Linked DNA regions of Homo sapiens: region 1 is linked to region 2. A link is a loop called in an ENCODE intact Hi-C map of the cell type or tissue named here. Cell type or tissue: psoas muscle. All regions are shown on one strand. Each heading gives the region's core, and the rest is flanking DNA. Links, peaks and the distances in the headings are about the cores only. Region 1 has its middle 110 kb from the start of LINC01505. Region 2 has its middle 92 kb from the start of ZNF462.

Region 1 (2,924 bases), core at 231-2,730, 47 kb before region 2:
TCGCAACTTTGGAGGCAATGAAAGAATAGCAGTTCTTAAAGTAATCAAACCAATTTTTTTCTCTCTGTTTTTCCTGTTTGTTTTTCCAGTTCCCCAAATCTTAATGTATTCTGGTGAAGGAGGCACTCTTTCCTAGTGTTAATGGCAGTAAAGACTACTGCAAAATGTTATAACATTGCCTGTCCTCAACTGATCCAGTCCACATTTGCAGATGCAGGAGCTTGAGATAGTCACCCTAAATTCTGGATGCCTGTCCAAACCAAACCTCTAAGTTCTTGGACTTGGGCCCTTCTTTTAAGCTGAAATAAAGACTTGCACTTTCTTCCTGTCTCCAAAGATCTTCAAACTTTTGGGTAAAACCAACCCATAAACGCAAATAGACATCCTTTCACACAGAATGTACACCTGTACATAGGCTTATACATGTGCCAGTAACTAGAAACTTCATCATAGGTTCATCCACCCTTCCAAAACATCAATGGAAGGCCAATTTTCTAGAATGTGAGGATGTCAATTTAAAATGAGCTACATTAATGAGGTTTCCAGGAGGCTTCTAAGCTGTTCCAGTGATGGCTTTGGCTAGAGTGACCCACTGCATAGTTTTGCCCATGATCTGATCACAGACAGTTGTCTTTATTTATGTGCTGTGTGTGAATAGTGGAGACAGTTTGGCAGAGTTATGGATAAGAGATTTAACTGCCACATATCTTTAAATGCTAACAGCTTTTAACATTTTTTTCTATATAACATGCTATATTTATGAGACAATGAAGGGGTAGGGGTCTGAGGAAATAAAAATGAAGAGAGAATAAAGGAAAAGAACAGTAGGGAACTCTGGCCTTGATGGGACTGAAAATATTTTAGAACTCTCAATTCCATTCTGCTCTGAAAGCACCAGTTAGCTTTCCAAAAGTTTCCATTCATTATACTCCAGAGTTTGATGTAATCCAAAGTTTAAACAATATGTTCATTATATCTCTATTTACACACTCATTCAATCAGTAAACATACTTACTGAAAGTGTATTCTATCCAGGGCATTATATTAACCATTGTAGAAAGTTTAAAGGTATATAGGGCATAGCTCTATCTTTTGACATCTAACTGTCTAATGAGGAGATATAATAGATATGCATATGACTACAATACATCAGTCTGCATTGGCAATTAATTATAGAAGAGGCATTTTTAAATACACATTAGGATGTAAGAGAATGGAATCCCAGGAAGAGAGAAAAGCATGAGCAAAAATGTGGAGGCAAAAAGTACCAGGCTATTTTAAGGAATGACTGAATCACTGTGTTTGGGTGTTAGAGGAATGGAGGGGGAAAGTCTTGAAAAAGTATAAGCAGGCTGGGACGAGATATGAATGACTTTAAATCTTACACTGACGAGTCTGGCCTTTTTTACTAGAAATGAGAAATTAGTGATATTTAGAGCAGGGAAGAGCATGAGCAGAGTGTTGCTTTCAGAAGGAAGACTGATCTCAAGGCGAGGTGAAGGACTGATTGGAGTAAGAAAGCATAGCACCATAGTGACCAGTGAAGAGGCCCTTTCGGTTGACTCAGTGCAGGTAATAATGGCATCATCTAGGTGGATAAATATTGGAAGGCAAAAAATAATAATAACTACAAGAACAGACATAGGCCAATCAAACACCATATATGTAGAATGAGAGAGGAGTTATAGAAGACTCTGGAATTTTAAATGGGATGACAGGAACAATGTAGATCCATTGAGGGACAACTAGTAAGTGAGGGATGTTAATAGTCTTAATTTTAAACACGTAGGGAATTAGACAATATTTCTATATGTGCCTATGAGACATCTCCATTTTCAAACTTAGACTTGAAGTGGGAAATAAGAAAGTCTGGGGATAACTTCTATAAGAAAGTTTGTTTATAAACCCATTCTGAATTCCAAACAAGAAGGAAAATAGACGCACTTCGTGTTTTCTTTTTCTAGTCACCAATTAAACTGATGATCCAACACCATTTATTTCCATTGCCTTATCCACATTGCTGACAATCATAAAAACAGAGCCCAAAATGAGTCCATGAAGCATATCCCACCTCTGCTTGTACAAGACTGAAAGTGATAGCTTGAGAACAACCGGCAATGGAAGAAAACACACCCAGTATGGATTGAGAAGGCTAGTATCAAACCCAGAAAAGGACTTTCTATTATCAGTGAGGATGAGAATAAATGGCTCCCTAAGGAAATGGTATGTTCTCTTAATAGCTCACAAATTTTCCAGGTTAGTTTGATCAAGTGAAGCAGAGCTAGCAGGGATACAAATTATTGAAATGGTGGCAAAGATAAAGCTTCTATGTAAAATAAAATTTAAGATGCAAAGGAGATTAACAACTAGCTTTTTTAAGAGAATGAAGGAGGGGGCTTACAACTTGAAATATATCTGTTTATGTTCTTACTCCATTCCAGTATCCAATTCCTGAAGATCAGAAATAGGGAGGATTTGGTAAAACCCCCAGTCTCCATTTTCTATCTAGCCTGGCCCTGTGTTAATCTTTCACCCAGACTTCTTAATCCATACATCCACTGGGAGAAAAGCGTGTTAGAACAAATTGAGGAAGCCTGAGAGCGTCTCCTCACTTTCTGGCTGCCCTTCAGCAAATAGGGTTCTGCTAGGGACAGAAGCATGCACTCTATCTCCTATTTGGAGTTGGCTGTAGGAAAGAATCTGCACACATAGGCAAACTGCAACTCTAGCACACAGCTCTGGTTTGGTTCCAACTGAAGTCAGTTGTCCCATATCCTCTGATTGCAACACATTGTAGGGAAACCATCAGTGCTCTTCACTCAGATGTTGTCAGCCAAGACTGATCCCAAAATAACCATGATGGTCCCAGAGGGTGAATGGAACCCACACTTCCCTTGGTTTTCCAGTGACATTTAGGAAAGTTT
Region 2 (2,924 bases), core at 201-2,700:
ATGCCTTAGAAGTAATAAAAGAACCTCCAAATTGTTCTGCGGTTAGAAAGAGATACTGCTTGTAAAGTTCTTAGCACATGGCCTGGTCAATGGTAAACTATAAGTAATGCTCTTTCCAGACTGATTTCAGTCTCCAGGGGAAGAAGGGGTCTTGGCTGGTAGACAGTAACCTCCCATCAGAGGTGCCCTCACAGAAAATGGTAGCTCCACAACCAGGTTACAACAACGTCCAAATTAAGCAGAATTGGGTCAGGGCCTGCATTGTCCAATACGGTAGCTGCTAGTCACAAGTGGTTCCACATTGAGATGTGAAGTGTAAAATCCACTGGATTTGAAGGACTTAGTGTACAAAAAGTTAAATATTTCAGTAATCTTTCTTATACTGCCTACATATTGAAGTGATAGTACTTTGGTTATATTGGGTTAAATAAAATATATTATTAAAATTATGTTTAAATAAATTTTATTGTGTATATTTGTGGTATATAACATGATGTTATTGGGATACATATATATAGTAAAATGGTCACTATAGTAAAGCAAATTAATATATCCATCAGCTCACATCGTTACCCTTTTTTTCTGGCAAGAGCTGCTAAAATCTATTCATCTAGCCGAATTTCCAAATACAGAACAATTTTATTACCTATCATCCTTATGTGGTGCATTAGATCTCTAGAACTGTTCATCCTACATATCTGCCTCTTTGTATCCTCTGACCCATATCTCCCCATTTTCTCCCTACCACCGCCAAATTAATTTCACCTGTTTCTTTTTCCATTTTTTAATGAGGCTACTAGAAAAATTAAAAGTTACATGTGTGGCCCAGGGCCCATAAGCCTGGCTCACACTACATTTCTGTTGGACCATGTTCATTTAGGCCAGCAAGTGTCCCAGCCAATGGGTTGGACTCAGAGGCTGCTATAGTTTGAATATTTGTGTCCCCTCCAAAATTCATGTTGAAACTTAATCTCCAATACAACAGCATTTAAGAGTAGGGCCTTCAGGTGGTGATTTGGTCATAAGGGCTTCTCTTTCATGAGTGGGATTAAGGCCTTTATAAATGAGCCTTAACACAGCATTCAGCTTTTTTTGACACAGCATTCATCCCCTCCAGAGGATGCAGCATTCAAGGTGCCATCTTGGAAGTAGAGACCAGGCCCTCACCAGACACTGAACCTGCTGGCACCTTGATCTTGGGCTTCCAGCTTCCAGAACTGTGAGAAATAAATTTCTGTTCTTGATAAATCGCCCAGGCTAAGATGTGTGTGTGTTTTTGTTGTTGTTGTTGTTTGTTTTTGTTTTTGAGATGGAGTTTCACTCTTTTGTTGCCCAGGCTGGTGTGCAATGGCACGATCTTGGCTCACTGCACCCTCTGCCTCCCAGGTTCAAGTGATTCTCCTCCCTCAACCTCCCGAGCAGCTGGGATTACAGGTCCCCACCACCATGCCCCGCTAGCTAATTTCTGTATTTTTAGTAGAGACAGGGTTTCACCATGTTGGCCAGGCTGGTCTCGAACTGACTTCATGTGATCTACCCGCCTCAGCCTCCCAAAGTCCTGGGATTACAGGCATGAGCCACCATGCCTGGCCAGGTATTTTGTTACAGCAGCACAAACAGACCAAGCCAAGAATCCAGCTTGCATGTGTTAGAAGTGCAGCATAATCAAAAAGCCAAGCCGGGCAGGGTTCCAAGCTAACATACAGGCCTGCCAGTACTTGGGCTTGGCCCAGGCCTTCCGAAAACAGAGATGACAATGACAGCAGCAGGATACATATCTTACCTCACCTTCTAACGGGGAGGAGCCCCAGACAAAGGGCCAAGTCTGTGAATGGGTGGGACTAAGGCCATGAGCTTCAGGACCTGCACTGGGCAAGGTTGAGCCCTGTGGAGACAGAGTCACCATGTTTGGGATTGTTTATAAACCTGGTAACAGGTAAGCACCTCATAATATTGTGAGTTCCTCCCTTGCATGTGAGTGGCAGAGATAAGGATCAAGCCACCCCTCTCAAAGAAATTCACATCCAGCTCTGACTCTTGGGTGGGAAGAGAAAGTCAGAAAGAATAGGGAGAAGAAGCAGAAGTTTTGAAAGTAACTTCAAAGTGTTTCAAACTTTCAAAATATTAAGTATGTCTGTAAGCCAAGCTAGCTACAGCCAATTTCTAACACGGACACAAGAACAATTCTTTGTGAGGTCTATCTCATAGTCCCTTGAAACCATGACCATAGTTAGAACCATATGTAAGACCTAACATGTTTAAGGAAACTCCTGGCTGTCCGCTTTAATCTCGCAGTCCCAAAGAGCCTCTGAAATGTGGTTAGGTAAAATCTGAGCCCAGTCTCCTCAGAAGCATGATATCAAAACCTGTTTATTAACTCCGAAAGGGAAACTTCTCCAAGACTGTGTGTTTTCCTTAGGTGAATGAGGGTATAATAATGTCTCTAGTTTAGGAACCGAGAAGTGCAGTATTTGATCTTGCCTCCATGAAGTATAAACCAATGAACTTAAATAAAGGAGGCATATGAAAAGCACGGGACTTTGAAGGAAAATAAGATTTCTCAGCTGATGAGACCTCTGTGATACACTGTGCTCTGGGCTTGAATTATTTTTAGTCTTTGGCACAAAAATCAGGATTAGTATTTCACTTCTTGGCCTCTGAAGACACTCATATGACTTTGTCTTTCTGGACATAGCACGTGTTCTGATACAAACTCTGTGAAGACCCTTATCAGATTCAGTGAGACAGCCTAATTCCTGAGTATAATGAGCATTTTAAAGGGCCATAGGGCTATGACAAAAACAAACAAACAACTGGCCACTTCTATAAGGCATGAAGAAACCTTGAATAATCTCTGGAAACCACTGGAAGCCACCCCAGTGGCGTATCTTCAACATGTCTTATGAAAAATCTATTACATTTGA

Evidence for each region. Hi-C counts contacts between places; a loop is a spot of excess contacts. Peaks named below come from ENCODE experiments on the same cell type or tissue, not always from the same donor. Only the 100,000 strongest peaks of a DNase experiment are listed, where the experiment ranks them.
Region 1: it touches region 2 in a loop (2.1-fold over the local background); 1 of 110 quality-filtered maps calls a loop at or near these places.

What each region holds. Positions count from the first base shown.
Region 1 is chr9:106,723,516-106,726,439 of GRCh38, forward strand. No RefSeq gene overlaps it. Among named protein-coding and RNA genes, the nearest start is that of LINC01505, 110 kb to the left of the region's middle. In psoas muscle, for the core only: no CTCF peak of the experiment used is centred there; no DNase peak of the experiment used is centred there; H3K27ac peaks cover 1,483 bases.
Region 2 is chr9:106,770,086-106,773,009 of GRCh38, forward strand. No RefSeq gene overlaps it. Among named protein-coding and RNA genes, the nearest start is that of ZNF462, 92 kb to the right of the region's middle. In psoas muscle, for the core only: no CTCF peak of the experiment used is centred there; a DNase peak (open chromatin) is centred at 1,676; H3K4me3 peaks cover 726 bases; H3K27ac peaks cover 2,172 bases.